Linked DNA regions of Homo sapiens: region 2 is linked to region 1. A link is a loop called in an ENCODE intact Hi-C map of the cell type or tissue named here. Cell type or tissue: OCI-LY7. All regions are shown on one strand. Links, peaks and the distances in the headings refer to the core of each region. The heading gives the core; the rest is flanking DNA. Region 1 overlaps FEV (FEV transcription factor, ETS family member). Region 2 holds the start of LOC107985987 (a long non-coding RNA gene).

Evidence for each region. Hi-C counts contacts between places; a loop is a spot of excess contacts. Peaks named below come from ENCODE experiments on the same cell type or tissue, not always from the same donor. Only the 100,000 strongest peaks of a DNase experiment are listed, where the experiment ranks them.
Region 2: it touches region 1 in a loop (6-fold over the local background); 10 of 110 quality-filtered maps call a loop at or near these places.

The regions. Positions count from the first base shown.
Region 1 is chr2:218,976,366-218,984,684 of GRCh38, forward strand. It overlaps FEV (FEV transcription factor, ETS family member), which reads right to left. Exons shown (of 3, transcript NM_017521.3): 2 at 7,866-7,940; 3 at 4,722-5,891. The coding sequence ends at 5,302. LINC00608 (long intergenic non-protein coding RNA 608) reads left to right here. Exons shown (of 2, transcript NR_024385.1): 1 at 1-1,033; 2 at 1,117-1,557. Among named protein-coding and RNA genes, the nearest start is that of LINC00608, 4.2 kb to the left of the region's middle. RefSeq lists an enhancer at 3,620-3,719. In OCI-LY7, for the core only: CTCF peaks have their summits at 3,803, 4,015 and 5,040; a DNase peak (open chromatin) is centred at 3,846; H3K4me3 peaks cover 540 bases.
Region 2 is chr2:219,049,253-219,057,571 of GRCh38, forward strand. IHH (Indian hedgehog signaling molecule) reads right to left here. Exons shown (of 3, transcript NM_002181.4): 2 at 8,181-8,319; 3 at 5,172-6,613. The coding sequence ends at 5,955. LOC107985987 (a long non-coding RNA gene) reads right to left here and starts at 2,571. Exons shown (of 3, transcript XR_001739887.1): 1 at 2,192-2,571. In OCI-LY7, for the core only: no CTCF peak of the experiment used is centred there; no DNase peak of the experiment used is centred there.

The DNA.
Region 1 (8,319 bases), core at 244-8,243:
TAATTCCATCTGCAAGTGATAGTGTGTGGAGCTTAGTTGCACAGAGCGCATGTTACTGGAGGAGATATGGGTCTGTGTCATCCTGCATGGGAATGATCCTAAAAACAAAGTGATCAGTGACTGCTCAGGACTGTGGAAAGGTCACTTGGAGCAGTGGGAAAAGGTCTGGCAGAGGAATAAGAAGATACAGGTCTTAGAACAAGCCCTGGGACTTCAACCAAGTCATTTAACATCTGGGGCCTTCGTTTATTTATCCTCCCAGCAGATAAAGCAATACCTGCCCTGTCTTCCTAACCTTGGAGGGGTCAAAAAAGTGATGGGTGTGAAAGCATTTTGTAAACTGTAGTGCAAGCATACGGCAGGGGAGTGAACCATACTTTCACTAGCGACTTGAATGAGGTGATAAAGAAAAGGCTCAGAACTTCAGAAAATGCAAGAGGGGCTTGACCCTGGATTGGCAGAGGAAAGCAATGGTGGGATCGATACCTTGGAGAGCCAAGGACCAAGGGGTTAAGGGTCCATGAGGACAGGCCTGGATCATCAGGAAGCTGAGTGTGGTAAGACTGTGGCTTCTTCAGGGATTGGGTGGAGTACAGTCCTGCCAAGACCACAGTAACTCAGGGCTTGGAGACATCACAAAGGCAGGGGCTCCTAGAGCTGAGATAATCTGGAGAAGAGGATACCCATCTACTGCATTCTGAGATTGGGTTCGACCTGTAGGTCATCTTGGATAGACGTTTTCCAGCTCTTCTTTTTTTTTTTTTTTGGAACAGAGAGAACCTAATTGACCCTTAAAGTTCCACAGAGCAGAGTTTGCAAATCTCTGGTTCAGCCTTATTATTTAAATGAGAGGAGAATGAAATCCCAGAAAAGAGATGTGATTATGTGAAGGTCACACAGCAAGTTAGTTGCCAAGCTGCAACTGGAACTCAGAATTTCTGGTTCCCAGTTCTATATCTTAGCCTCCCAAACTGGCTATGTGGACAGGAAAGAACAGAGTAATGGGGTGAGCTTTAAGGATGCAATTTCATAGGTAAGAAGATCCCTTAATCTAACAATATCTCCCCCAGCTCCCCAACAATGACTAAAATCCCCCCTTTATTGACTCCTTCACAGGATTCCAAGAGTCTCAAGGTTAGAGAAGTCGCCTAGTCCACCTCCCCTCTCTGCTTCTCACAGAAGGGTCTGCTGAACACTCTGGTGACAGAGAACTCACCCAACATGTTCCATGGCAGAGGCTTTTCATTAGATCAAGGTGACATCTGTTTTACTGGAGCTTCCAACCACGTGTCCCAATACTGCCCTTAGTCACAGGCATCCAGGTCCTCTCTCTCAGGACAGCACTTTGAATAAATGAGGACAGCTCCCATCCCCCTTTCTCCCAGTTGACTTTCCAGAAACATCTCATATTGTTGTTGGCTTTCCACCATTTTTCCTCTTCACTTCCTGGGCCTACTACTACACTGTGTGTCCTCCACTTGGTCTCTTCCTGAAAGCAACACTGTGCACAATGTTCCTGGGGGCAGACTTATTAAACCAAGTGGACCACTTCCTTCATCTTAGGTGTCACAGCTCCATCAATGCATCCTCAAATCACAATGATTTTTCTGCACTTCACCCTACAGGTTCCTATTTAACGTTACATTGGCTAGGACATTACTCATTTACACACAGGCTCTGCTGAGCCCCATCTTTGCCAAGACTCTGACTTCTGTTGTTTCATTTAAAGATGTAAGAACAGGGCCTCACAGTTCTTCCTAAGGAATTTTACTTTGTGGCTGGGTGCGGTGGCTCACACCTGTAATTCCAGCACTTTGGGAGGCCAAGTCAGGTGGATGACTTGAGGTCAGGAGTTCGAGACCAGCCTGGCCATCATGATGAAACCCCACCTCTACTAAAAATACAAAAATTAGCCGGGTGTGGTGGCAAGCACCTATATCCCAGCTACTTGGCAGGTTGAGGCAGGAGAATCGCTTGAGCCCGGGAGGCAGAGGTTGCAGTGAGCCGAGATCATTGCACTCCAGCCTGGGCAACAGAGTGAGACTCCATCTCAAACAAACAAACAAACAAAAAACAAAAACAACACAAAACAACAACAACAAAAACCAGAAATTTTACTTTGCTACATTCAGCCCATAATTTTTAGCAACCCAGATCTTTCTGGATCCTGGCTGTATCTTCTCAGTGTGTTTCTTCTTCCTCCCAGTTTCCTGACCCCTGCAAATAGGGCTGTAAAGAGGCTCTCTGATGCTGCACCCCCTCCCTCATTGCCACCATGCAAATCACAGAGGACCCCCACCAGGCCAGACTGGCTCACCTGCTTGATGAATGCACCAGCCCACTCTCCCATCCGGGGAGGCCTGTCGGGCATAATGATGTGGAACATACTTGTTTTCTATTCAGCTACGAAAGCAGGGTATTATCAAATTTTAAAAGGCATCGGCCAGGCACTGTGGCACATACCTGTAAAACCAGGCACTTTGGGAGGCCAAAGTGGGTGGATCGCTTGAGCCCAGGAGTTCAAGACCAGCCTGGGCAACATGGCAAAACCCCGTCCCCTCTGCAAAACACACAAAAATTAGCTGGGGATGGTGGCACAGGCCTGTAGTCTCAGTTTCTCGGGAAGTTGAAGTGGAAGGATCACTTGAGCCCGAGAGGCGGAGGTTGCAGTGAGCTGAAATCCCACCACTGCACTCGGCCTGGCAGCCTGGGCAACAGAGAGAGACACTGCCTCAAAAAAAATAAATAAAAGGCATCGAGAAAAGAAAGGGAGGAAGGGAGGATTTTGACAAAAAATTATCAATAGTAACAGTGGCGTCTGTGTAACAGGACTATAGGTTTGGCTTTTTTATTTATTTATTTATTTATTTTTTTGATGGAATCTTGCTCTGTCGCCCAGGCTGGAGTGCAGTGGTGCGATCTCGGCTCACTGCAACCTCTGCCTCCCGGTTCAAGCGATTCTCCTGCCTCAGCCTCCCAAGTAGCTGGGACTACAGGCGCCCGCCACCACGCTCGGCTAATTTTTTGTATTCTTAGTAGAGACGGGGTTTCACTGTGTTAGCCAGGAGGGTCTCGATCTCCTGACCTCCTGATCCGCCTGCCTCGGCCTCCCAAAGTGCTGAGATTACAGGCGTGAGCCACCGCGCCTGGCCCCTTCATGCGTTTTTACACGCTTCATCCAACCAATAGTTCATGGAGGCCTTAGGTGTGTGTTTCCAAATTTTCTATGCTGAGTGTGTGTTCTTTGGAAAACCAGAAAAAATAAAGCGAAAAATAAAATGAAAATGAATAAAGACTCTTTCCCTGGCAAAATTCTTTGGGAAGGGGCGTCAGGCCCACCCCACACCCCCAACTGCTCAGCCTCCCGCCTGCATTGCCCCTTCCTGTGCCCAAGAAGAGGTGTGCGCGTGGAAAAGAATAGCCAGGACAGAGGGGGAAAGGAGAGCCAGGGGCTTGCCTTGAGGAGCAGTTGCCTTGAGGTTGGGGACTGTCCCTTTAGGCACCTTCCCCAGTGTTGTTTTCCTCTAAGCGAAGGCGTTTAAAAACGAATAGAACTTAAGGGCAGTGGCCCTGGTGGGAGGGCGCAGTATTCAGAAGGGCCTCTAGGTGGTGAGGAAAGGGGCCCAGCCAGGAGAATAATCCACTCGACCCGCTTCCCAGGCTTCCAGAGGTCAGACCTGGGATGCAGCGTTCCCCTTTTCACCCTCCTCTCTGAGGGCCAAAGGAGACCTGGAGACGACTGGGTCCTGCAGTCCTCAGTCTGGCCAGGCACTTGCGGTTTGCACTGCGCGGCGCACAAAATCCTCCCCGGCTTAGGTACAAAGCTCTCCCCAGCGTACCCTCCTCCGACCAGCAGAGGGCGCGCACCGCCCGCGAGAAGGAGGTGCAGGAGCTAGACTCCGAGGGGAGGCTGCGAGCCGCAAGCGCAGGAGCCGGGTGGGAGAGAGACCCCTTCTTCTGCAAATGAGGAGGCCGAGCAGAAGAAAGACGGCGACAGATGTTGGGGGGAGGGGACGGTTTGTGAGGGATAGGGAGAGAAAGTCTAAGTGAGAGCAGGACGAGGAGGGGAGGGTGGTTGGGGAAGGGGATGAAATAAAGTGGCTGAGGGAAGGCTGAGGTGGGGTGAAGCTCCGCCAGGAGGGATGAAGGTCGGGATGAGGTGAGGGGCGGGTGGAAGGGTGGGTGAGATGAGGGGGTGGGGTGCGCGTGCGTATTGGGATAAGATGGGGTGAGGGGCGGGTGGAAGGATGGGCGAGAGGGGGAAGATGTGATGTGGGTGCCTGTTAGGATGGGGTGGGGTGAGGGGCGGGTGGAAGGGTGGGTGAGATGGGGAGGGTTGGGTGGGGTGGGAGTGGGGGTTGGGTGCCTACTGGGATGGGGTGGGGTGAGGGTTGGGTGGAAGGGTGGGTGAGATGGGGAGGGTGGGGTGCGGGTGTCTGCTGGGACGGAAGTAGGGATAGAGTGGGGTGAAGGGCAACCGGAAGGGAGTGAGGTGAGCTGGGGTCGCCTGGCAGGGTGGGTATGAGGCAAGGCGGCTCCCTCGGGCTGAGCCCACCATCCAGGCCTCTCGCTGCCTGCGGGCGGCGCCCAAGCCCGCGCCACCCTCCTTCTCGGGACGTTTTCCTTGGCAGTTCTCTGCTCAGGCCCGAGATGAGCCTCTCCCTGCTTTCCCCTAACCACGGGTTCTGGCGCAGCAAAGAACAGAGAGAGAGGAGGCAGCGGAGAGCTCAGGAGCTTTAATGGGGCTGAAAGGGTCAGAAACACACCGGGAGTTTCTCCTGGGAGTGTGGGGACAGGAGGAAGGGGGCCGTGTGTCACGGAGGACGGTGGCTTTCACCAAACCTGCTCAGGTCCCAGGAAGGAGGACCGTGAGAGGCCTCCACGTGCTGAGGTGGGAGCAGTTCCTTGGGGAAGAGCAAAAGTGGGAAAAGATTTGGCACTCGTTAAAGAGTAGTGATATTGAATGGGGCTTCTAGGAGCCAGGCGGAAATGCACTGGAGTGGTGGGGAGACAAGAGAGGTCCACAAATCCCCTCCGGGACCTGGAGACCTAGAAGAAAAAAAGTGAAAGAGGGCGCACATCGCCCTCCTCAGGGGACTGCGGGGTGGGACAGGAGCAAATCTAGTACCAGACAAGGATTGAGGGAGCTTCGGTCCCGTCCCCCTGCTAAGTGCGGCAGGTGGAGTAAACTCTGGATTAGAGGACGGTTGACGGAGGCTCCCGGGCCCTCCCCGGGATGCCGATGGGATCGGGCGAGACTCTAGGCGTGCGGGCGAGGCCGCAGGCACCCGACCGCCCCGTCTAGTGGTAATGGCCCCCCAAGTGCGAGGCTGCGGCCACGGCCCCGAAGGGCCCGGGCGGGGGCTGCAAGCTGGGACTGGGGTAGAGCGCGGCGGTGGCGGCGGCAGCGGTGGCGGCGGGGCCCGGGCCCGGCCAGTAGGAGAAGCCGGCGGGCGCGACCCCGGCCGAGGCGGCCATGAGGTTGAGTTTGGAGAGGCCGGGGAAGGGCAGCGGGGCGAGGCCGGCGGGCAGCTTGTAGAGCGCGCCGTCCTGGGCGGCCGCGGCGGCGGCAGCAGCTGCGGCGGCGGCATGAGCGTGCGCGGGCGGCGGCTGGCAGGCCTGCGCCAGGCCCTGGAAGTCGAAGCGGTAGGCGTAGCGCTTGCCATGCACCTTGCTCATGATGTTCTTGTCGTAGTAGTAGCGCAGGGCGCGGCTCAGCTTGTCGTAGTTCATGTTGGGCTTGCTCTTGCGCTCGCCCCACCGCCGCGCCACCTCGTCCGGGTCCGTGAGCTTGAACTCGCCGTGACCGCCCTCCCACGCGATGCAGCCGGCGTTCGCGCGGTCAGCCAGCAGCTCCAGCAGAAACTGCCACAGCTGGATCTGTCCGCTGCCTGTGGGGAGGGGGGCGGTCAGCCACAGGCGGGAGCGGGGAGGCGGGAACTGGGGAAGAGTGCTGGCGGGAAACTGACCCACCCCGGCAGGAACCGGCACTGGGGGAGGAAAAGTGCAAGTCAAACTGCAGCTGCGTTCGGCGGGAGAGGCCGGCCCCGGAGGGGCTGATCAGCAGAGTGGTGTGTAGCCTTACCGCGCTTTTGCACAATGGAAATGCGGCTTCCACTGAAGAGCACGTAGCTTTCCAGATGCACGGTTTTGTGGAACTTGGGGGTTGGGGGGAAGGGGAAGCATTGCCTCCCCCCACGTGAGCGCAGCGGCGCACCAAGGCACTTGGCTTTCCAAGGCGAGCAAGGACAGATATCCGCCGCCACTCTCCATCTCAGCCGGGCGCCCTTATTTAGGGAAAAGACGCACAACCGTACAGGGCGGCCTTGGGCAGAATGATCGGACTGCCCCATCCCAGCTGGACCACATCCAGAGGTGGGAAGGGACAGGCGTGCAGCAGGACGACCCCAACCACTGCTGGACAAGGCCCAGCTAGTCCCGAGTCCCCAAAGACGTAGTTGGACAGGCTACTCCTGAGGTGGAGTGGTGGCTGGCTCCCTTGGGACACCACATCCGACAGGAGTAGGAACGAACAGTGGCCCCCTATACGTGACAGGAGGGGCAAGCTCTCATGGGCTCACTATCCTAGCCACCTTCGGGTGCGCAGGCCTCTGCGCTGGCCCTGAGAATTTGGCCTCTTATTTTCGGAACAGGCGGGATTCCCTGCCTACGAAGGTGCCATAGTTCTCGGGGCCTGATGAACAACTCTGAGGAGGGGAACGGACCGAGCAGCTGTTGTGCTTGGCTACCAACCTCCTCCTGTCTTTGTGTGATCTCCCTCCGAATTCGGTTGCTGGAGGCAGCAAGGAGGTTTTTCCAGGATATGCGAGTGGTTAGAGAGTGGGGTCCCAGAATTCCTGCTCCCCTGTCTTGGAGCCTCAAGCAGACAGGCAGAGAAAAATCCCGATACAATTACCCCCACTCCCTTTTAGAATAAAACGGATTTTCCTCAAAGTGGTCTGCTTACTGCCTCAAATATAGTCTTTTGAACCCCTCTTACTTTTTCAGCCACTGGCTTAGAATCCAGACGCTACCCTTCCCCATAATTTCAATCCCAATCCCTTCAAGCCAGCCCAGCAAAGAGCTTCCTGGTTTCTGGTCCCCAGAGTTAAGTTTTAGGGTCAGAAGCAAGGGAAGGTTTGGGTACAAAGGTGCACCTGGCACCAAAGGCGGAGCAACCTCAGCGGCTTGGATGACCGTTCCTGTTGGGCATAGTTTCCTTCTGGATAAAACAGTCGCCAACCTCGTTTTTGTGGTTTCTGTCTCTTGGTGAGATCTAGGGTAACGACTGAGATGGGGACTGTGGGGAGACGCTGCTTGAAGAGCCAGCCGTCAAAAGGGTAATTTAGCGACTACCCGTGGAGCGCTGGTGGTGAACCTGGGAATCAATTGCAATCGTCTGGCAGAGTTGGCCAGCAGAGATCAGCCGGCGTGAGTCAGCGCCGGAGGGTGAAGCAGGTGGCAGTAGCCAGGGTCTAGTGATTGGGAAGCCCGCTGTGTTTGGGGAGTAATTCCCCCGGTTCCATTGCCGGCTGGTGCTGCGGCCTTGAGCTCCTACTACCAGCAGGGAAAGGACGCTAAGTGTCCCAGCCCCTGCCCCAAAGCCTGGAAAACCATACACAGCAGCAAAAGGGCCTGGGGCTGGGATCCTCTCCATCTGCCTTGGCCTGCAACTCTTTTCCTGGTGCTCAGGAGATGCAGGAGCCAAAAACCAAGTGACTGTCTTCCCAAGGCCTCCGCACAACCAGGCCAGGACTCCGGGCTTCAGTGTGAACCCTGGGTCCACACTGCTCCCACCTACTGTCCGCCTGTGCCCTGACCCCAACCAACCTCGCCTCCGCCGCCCAGCGCGCCGGCCATCTCACCTTTCTGAACCGCGGGGCTCAGCGGCCCCCAGCTCGGGTTCTTCCCGTCCTTGAAGAGACCGTCTCCGACGGGATCTGCAAGCAGCAGAAGAAAAGAATCAGGAGAACCCCGGGCGGAAGTTGTGGGCTTGACAAAAGGGCCCCGGGCCAAGGCTTAAGGGGGGTGCTGTGGTCCCCAGGCGCGAGGCTGGGGGCCCGGGCCACCCGGCTCCTCCTCCCGGAGCCTGGTCCAGGCGCGCTGCGCGGAGCCCCTCCATAGAGCCCAAGTCAGGAAACGCGTCCAGGAAAAAGGAAATCCGCTTTCCGAAGGGGCCGGCTGGAGCCTTATAAAGCCGAGCGGGGAACTGCGCCAGCCGAGCTGGAGCGCGAAGAGAAGAGGAGGGTGCCTGGAGGGCCGGCCTGAAGCTCGTAGCAGGAAGGTGAGGAGCCGTGAGAGCGCAGGGGAGACGCCCGC
Region 2 (8,319 bases), core at 151-8,150, 73 kb after region 1:
CTTATCTCTGAAATGTGGGTAATAATTCCCCTATTCTGCTTCCCCATACGGACGAGAGAGCTCTTGAATAGGCTGCAGGGAAGGCCAGCCCAGAGGTCAAACCCTGGCCCAGCTGGGCAGAAGGCCCAGCTGGGGTAGATGGGATGTGCATGCGTGCCAGGCAGCAGGTGTGACTCAGGCCGGTGAGGCACTCAGGGAGGGGCTATATCTACCCAACTGAGCCTTATCAGATCCGGGCTCCCCACCACTTGGCCCCATAAAACAAAGAGGCTTTGAGAACCAGGCTGAGGTGTGGGAGGTGGGGCTGAGCCTCAGAAGGCACAACCACCCAGGGGCCAGAGGGCACAGGCTGGGGAGCTGCCACCACCTACCCTGCCAAGGAGGTTTGCCCTGAAGGGGCGCCCCTCCAGGTGGGAAGCTGGGTCTATGTTCTCCAGAGAAGGCCTCCATTGCTGGAGCCCAGCCTTCTTTGGGGCACTACCCGCTGGGGCATTTCCCTCCAGGCCCTCAACTCCACTCTTGCCATGGGATACAGCATTTCCCTCCCCTACCTCCCATTTTGAAGTCTCCCCTCATCAAACTTCTAGCCCCAACTACACTGGCTCCCAGTCCCTGGGCATGCCCTGAACTTCCCCTCTGTACATCTGCTCCTGATGATACACCCACCTGCCCTTGCCCAAGTCACTCATACCCCTGAAGACCCAGGCCAACACCAACCCCAGGAAGTCTCTGAGCATTGCGCATCCTGCCCCCAGTCCTGTCTAATCACTCTGCACTTCCTCTGGCGTCACACTGTATGTAGCTTCTCTCTGAATCTTCATCCCTGGCAGAATCTGCTGAGCCTGGCAGAAGCCCAGGCCCACCAGGACCAGAATTGATGGTTGTAAAAGTTGTACACTGCACAAGGGCTCTAGGCTGAGGGAGCAGGGGGACTGAAATCCAGACACGCTCTGAAAGCCCCAGCATATACCCTGGGCTAGAGTCTCTTCTAAATGGACTTCCTGCTCCTGGCACCAGACCAGGAGAGCTGCCTTTTCTAGTTGAGTATCCCTGAGGGGGCACTTCTTACTAAATATTTCAATGGAGGGCTCCTATTTCCAGTTCCCACACAGGTGGCATAGGTGCTAGCAGCAGGCTCTGCTGCCTAAAGGACGTGTGCATTGGGTTCAGCCCTTTCCAACACAGGACCACTCACTGTCAGAAGCCATTCCACCCTGAGACCTGTGTCTCTTAGGGAAGATGGCTGAGTGCAGGCCTGCAGGGCTTCCAAAGAGCCATGCCAGCAGTGAGTGGGGCTTTCCAAACAAAAGAGAGAAGGCTGTAAGGCCAGCTTGAGGAAGGGTACTTACGGAGAGGCCCCAGCACAGCCAGATAGGGGAACCAGGGTGCAGTGAGCTTCTATAGAAGGTAACTGGCCCAGGCAGCTCCAGATGCCTCGCAGCCAGGAAGTTCCCCCACTGTGACTCCTGGACCCTGACACTCCAGGTCCTCCCAGGGACCTGTGGACTTAGGCATAGTTCTTGCATTTTGCCTGGACTGGGATAGCAGAGGCTACTCTGAATTTCTTTCCCATGCATTTCCAAGATAGAGCAGAGAGGCAGGCAGACAGAACAGGTGCCTGGAGGGTCCCTTGAACCCCAGTAGACCCTTGGATGACAGGGAGAGAGTATATCTATATAGGAAAGCCCTGGACATCACCCTTACAGGTGCAGCCACTAAAGCCAAAGAAGACCAAGGTTCAAGGTCAAGGATGCTGGTGGTGGGGGAGCTGGATTTCCTACTTAAAACCCCCAAAGTTGACTTGGGCCCTTTTCTCATCCCCCTCGCTCATCCAACCCTGGCTTCCATCCTGGCCATTCTATTGCCTAAGTATCTACAATCCATCACCTTCTTTATGACCCTAGAGCCACTTCCCTGGTCTAGGACACCAACTCCCCAGTAGTGCTTCCATGATTGTCCTCTCTGGTCTGCCCTCCATACTGTAGCCAGATGAGCTTTTGGAAGCAACCTAGTCATGAGCTTCCCCTGTTTGAGGGCCCCTGGGATTGAGTCCTATTGCGTGCAACACAGGCTCTGTGTCATCTGCCTCCTGCCTACCTCTCCACTTTGGCTTTTGCCAAGCCCACGTGACCCACATAGCTTTACCATGCTGGCCTAATGGTGGTTCCTCTAAGCCCTCAAGCCCCCAAACCTTTTATTTAACTATGTCCTTAGCCTGGATCTCTTCCACATGCCTGCCAGGAAAACTCCTTCTTGCCCCATTTGTAGCATCCTCGTCTTCAGGAAGTCTTCCTAGTCACCAGCCACTCCATGGTGCTTCAGTAGCCACTGTGAGGATGTCAGCCACAGCAGTTAGTGCACCATGTGGATATCCCTGTCTCCCACACTTCTCCCTCCCAACTTAGGAGTTTACTGAGGGCAGGCACTGCCTCTTTTCCCCAACTCAGGCACAGTGCCTGACATGGAGTGGCATCCATTAACATTGACTATGAGATTGGCCGGCCGCGGTGGCTCACGTCTGTAATCTCAGCACTTTGGGAGGCTGAGGTGGGCAGATCATTTGAGGCCAGGAATTTGAGACCAGCCTGGCCAACATGGCAAAACCCCATCTCTACTAAAAATACAAAAAATTAACTGGGTTTGGTATGGCACACGCCTGTAATCCCAGCTACTCGGGAGGCTGAGGCAGGAGAATTGCTTGAACCTAAGGCAGAGGCTGCAGTGAGCCGAGATCTTGCCACTGCACTCCATCCTGGGTGACAGAATGAGACCCTGTCTCAAAAAATAAATAAAATAAAATAAAATAAGCATTGACTATGAGCGAACATCACAGTTCTGGATGCAGCAGCCTTGGGGGCTAAGCTTGGGCCCAAGTGGAGAAGCAGGCATTGGATCTGCACTGCCTGGGTCTGGGTGGTGCAAATGACCCTCCTCTGGGTCTCAGCACTGTACAGAGGATGGGAGAGATTTGGGCCACCACACTGCAGATGTGAAAGATGATCTCCAGACTGTCTCCTTGTTTCTTCATATCTGGGCCCAGAATTCCAGGAAAAGCTGTAGGGTCTCACTCCCACCCCAAATTTGTTCTTTTGAGGGCCTGAATTCGTACAAAGTTCTTTGCTGAATCTTTGCAATCTTTGTCTGAAGAATGAATTTGTTCCCTGAGGAGGCCCATCTAGAACAGAAAGGTCTAAGGACACCAAATGGCTCTGTGTCTGCTGGACCACATGTGCCCAACCCCAGCAGGAGAGGCATCCCCCCACTCCTTCCTCCATGAGCTGGAGAGTCATCTACTGCATGCATCCACACTCACCAACAACTTGTCACCACAATCTGATCTCCCAGGTAGAATGTCTACATGGAGAGAATGTGTGAATGAATGGACAAGAGCATCTTGACCTTGGCCTGTTATTTCTCACTGTGAATGAGTTCATGAACATTTTGGTCCCTGTGAGCCTGGTCAGTAAGAGTCTGCCACAGAGAGATGGGTCCACTCTAGATGTGTTGACAAAGCAGATTTCCAGACCTCAAATGCTGAGTGCGACCTACCAGAGAGAACCTGAGTTCCCCAGGGGAAAAGCTTGGGGATAAAAACAATGGACCCAAGAGCCAGTCTGGAAGGATTCAAATTCTGCTTCTGTCGCTTCTTGTGTACTCCTGGGCAAGTTTCTTAACCTCCCTGTGCCTCTGTGTTCTTTTCTGGAAAGTGGTAATATTAAATAAAGTACACACCACATAGGGTCATTATGAGCACTAAGTGGCCTACTGAGTGTAAAGATCTAGAATAATGCCTAGCAATGGTTAGTCATCAAAAATGATAGCAGTTATCAGTACAGCCAGTGGGGCCCTATTTCTCCAGATGACACAGACCCCAGAATAATGGTTTTCTCTGGCATTTTCTTCAGTGGATGTGAGGACAGGGTAAACTAAGAGTCTGAACAGTCATCCCCACCACTTTCAACACAGACATCTGTGTAAAAGGGCAGAGCCTGGGCAGTGGCACACTTCAACAACTGGCTCCCCAAGGTGGGGGGAAACCCTAATTGGTAGTCTCTGCCAGTTTCCAGAGTTCTATGGCCACTGTGCCTATTTCAACTGACTCACAAAACTCCTGAAAATTTTGTACCACTGGACCTAGAATCTCAGCTTATCTATAGCGAGTATAGAAAAACTTGCCTTGGGATGGAGAGATGGAGGGAAAGTAAAGAAGGGGGTCATGCTGTCTTGGCAGTAAACCAGGCCTCCTCTGGACTAAGCAGCAGTTCTTGAGTGTGGCCCATGGACCATCTGCCATGTTTGGGGTGTTTGCAAAACTAAGCTCCTGGGCTTTGCACTGGATCTATTAAAGTGGAATCCTGGGCCGGGCGTGGTGGCTCCTGCCTGTAATCCCAGCACTTTGGGAGGCTGAGGTGGGTGGATCACAAGGACATGAGATCGAGACCATCCTGGCTAACACGGTGAAACCCCGTCTCCAGTAAAAATACAAATAAAAATTAGCCAGGCATGGTGGCGTGTGCCTGTAGTCCCACCTACTCAGGAGGCTGAGGCAGGAGAATGGTGTGAACCCAGGAGGCAGAGATTGCAGTGAGCCAAGATTGCGCTACTGCACTCCAGCCTGGCCAATAGAGTAAGACTCTGTCTCAAAAAAAAAAAAAAAAAAAAAAGTGGAATCCTGGAAGTGGGGCCAGGAATCATCTTTAAACAAGCTTCCCAGGTGATCCTGACATTTGAGAACTGCTAGATTAGGGATCTCTGACCTGTCCGAGAAGTCAGAATAGCCCACAAGACAACGTGAATTTTACAGAATCTTTTCACACTGTGGTCCATTACCAACAGGGAAGAGTCAGAAGCCCAGGCCCTGAGAGCACAAGGGCATGGTTATAGATGAGTAAGGTGACCATGGACTAGTCAACTCTGTTCTCTCTCGGGTCCATCCTTGTTTGGGGTAAATGGTGAGGTCAGTGTGGGAAGGTCCTGCCCTGTGCAGAGCACAGCTCTCTGTAGGGGCTTTGCAGAGCTACTGGGTGGGAATGGACCTGCAGTGAGGGTGGGAGGCCTGGAGTTTTTGTCCTTGGAGGAAGGTGAGCCAGGCCTCTCCGAGGAGGGGAGAAAACCCTGGACACAACCTTCCAGGGCTCCAAACTATCTGTGAGCATCCTGGACTCTGTGGCTCTAACAACTTAAATAATTTTTATTACAAAAGGAAGAAAAGACCAAAACATCCCCAAAATTCTCCCATGGGCTTCCCCCTCCACTCCAATAAATAAGGTATGGGAGACTGACCGGCGGAGGGGGTGGGGATCATGGTTCAGCAGAAGGGGGAGCTTAGCCGGGGGGGTGGCAAGCACATCCAACCCACCTCCCCCAGTCCCCGGCACTACGGTCACATTGGCCAGAACACAGAACTCTGCCCACAGACAGCAACAGTCTCTGGATGTGTCTTGAGGAGTGTGGCCGGGGAGGAATGTCATACCTCAGAATGGCCGGGATGGCTGCCCCACCCCTGTGGCCTTCCCAGTTCTGGACAGCATCGGGTCCAGCCAGATCCATGCTGGCTCCCAGGGAATTTAGCAGCATCAACTGAGGCGCAAGCCCACCCAAAGGGGCCTAAGATGGATGGAATGGGCCCTCCCCAATGGGGGAGGCAGAGTATGAAAACTCGTAGTGAGAGCAGGCTGAGTTGGGAGTCGCCGTGCCAGCCTCAAGGTCTCTAGGAGAGAGGGGTCAACAACCATCCCCTCGCCAGCTCAGCTTGCAGCTCTATGACTACACCACGACGGGGGTGGGGGACGCTGGTGTTGCCCAGTCAAGTCTCAATGGTGTATCTTCATGGCAGAGGAGATGGCAGGAGCCAGTGTCCCCCAGCTCAGGTCCCTTCCAGGGCCAGCTCCCTCCTGGCTGAGAGGCTTCTGGACCCAGTACAGCAGTTCCAGGAGGGCAGCGGTGGAGTCCTTTCAGCTCCCTGCCCCGGACATGCCCAGTGGGTGGAAGCTGCCCTCTTCTAGCAGGAGACGCCCCAGGCGGTAGAGCAGCTGGGGGTACCAATGCACACCCTCCCCCGGAGTCCAGCTGCCCCATGCCAAGCTGTGAAAGAGTCTCAGGGGCCAGAAGGCCAACTGAGCCAGGTGGTGGTCAGCCACGGCCGCGAAGCAGGATGCCACCACATCCTCCACCACCAGTGTCCCATGCTTTGTGAGCGGGGCGTAGGCCCCGAGGGCCACGTGTGTAGAGACAGCTGCCACGCGGGCAGGCTGCAGGCCTGGCACCCCAGCCACCAGCACGTACTGGCCAGGCTGCACGTGGCTGGCAAATGTGGCCCGGAAGCGGGCTGCCGGCTCCGTGTGATTGTCAGCCGTAAAGAGCAGGTGAGCGGGTGTGAGTGCCAGGCGGCGTGGGGGGTCCTGAGTCTCGATGACCTGGAAGGCTCTCAGCCTGTGAGGCTCGCGGTCCAGGAAAATGAGCACATCGCTGAAGGTGGGGCTCCCATCCTCCCCCATGGCCAGCACACGGTCTCCCGGCCTCACGGCTGACAAGGCCACACGCGCCCCACTCTCCAGGCGTACCTGGGCTCCGGCAGGGAAGCAGCCGCCCGTCTTGGCTGCGGCCGAGTGCTCTGTGGGAGAAAGGGACATGAAGGTGTTACTGCTGTGCAGCTCAGCCTCCTGGTCACAACGACCCTCCCTTGGCCACCCCAGCCAGCCAGAGCTCCTCTTGCTCCCAGAGAGCCCCCGTCACCATATCCCAGCTCCTGCCCCCCACTTCCTATGCAGGCTTGAACCCATACTTCACTGCCCCCATCCCCTTACTCCAATGTGATCTTCTGTGACCCCCCTCCCCAGCCTAATACCTTGCCAAGGAGCATAGTGGGGCTCCAAGACCCAGTGGATGAGAAGGAAAGGGCTACCTCATGGAAGGGGGAGGTTGCTTAGCTCCTCCGAGGCCTAGATGTTCTGTTATTTCTCACCCCTTGCTCAGACACTTCCCAAAAATTGCCCTCTCAGGCTGACTCCCCAGGTTCTGTAACAGAGCTGGACCTTTGAATGTAGGGATGTGAGAGGAGCCCACCCAGTGGGGCAAAGGCAGACTCCTGGGCAGCCTCGGAGTGAATGTTTGGGTCAGGGGCAGGCCAGGGGCGAGGACACAGTCACCATCTTCAGTTCACATGCTGAGTCCCTGTGCAGGGACAGAACACTGCGGCATCAGCAGGTGAGCTGGAGAACAGTGTTTGGGGGTCAGGAGTAATGAATGGAAGTGGTTGTCGTGGGTCAATGTTTGCAGTGAAGGGTGGATGGGCCTTGCAGTAGACACAGTTGGCAGGGGAAGTATTGAGTGGAAGGTTCAGGGTGTGGTTGTGGGTCAGGGTAGGGTCAGGAATATCAAAATGTGGGCCTGGGCTCAGTGTGCGGGTCTATGAGAGTGCAACTATTACACGCTGCCAGTGTGAAAGGCTGAGCCGGCAGCCAGGTGGGGCTTGGCTGGGAGCCACACAGGAACCATTTGGAGCCTCCATGGCTGGGTTCAGTGTAGGTGACAGGGTGCTGACAAGACTTGAGGGAGGGGTGAGGCCCCAGTGCCTGCCAATTCTGATCAACAATGCGGCCAATCTGGGAAAATCCACTTTATTGAGTCCACTTTGTTTAGTCTGGCTCTCCTGGCTGGCTTTGCCCCAAAATGTCCAGCTTCAGGGCACAGGGGGAGAGGTTGGGGACGCCTGCGCCCCAGGGAGGGCTGACCTGCAGCTGGGTGGTGGGTTCTGAGCCTCTGGGCTCCTGGTCAGGCATGCAGGTGTCTGGGCATACCCCGGCTCCTGGCCCCACCACCCGCCTTGTTCTGTGCCAGGTGGGGTGGGGAGGCCTTGTCTGGCAGCCTGGCTTCCTCCATCTGTCCAGCTTGCTCTGTCTTGCACCTCCTGTGGCAGGCTCTGGACTGTGGGCCACCAGGTCAGCACCCAGCAGCCCTGGGACAGGGCCCTATCGCCCTAGGCTCCTACCATGACACTGCCAGGCATGGGATGAGCAGGCAGTCACGGTCAGGAGCAGCCTTGGAGAGCGCCGCTGATGTCCTCTTCCCCCGGATCCCTGCCTCCATCCCCGGGCGGGCTCTTCACCTTCTCGGCACTACTCCTCCTGCCCATGCCCTGCGGCCCCGGCCCCGGGCCCAGCCCCCCGGCGGCGGCTCACCGGACTTGACGGAGCAATGCACGTGGGCCTTTGACTCGTAATACACCCAGTCAAAGCCGGCCTCCACTGCCAAGCGCGCCAGCAGTCCATACTTATTGCGGTCGCGGTCTGATGTGGTGATGTCCACCGCGCGGCCCTC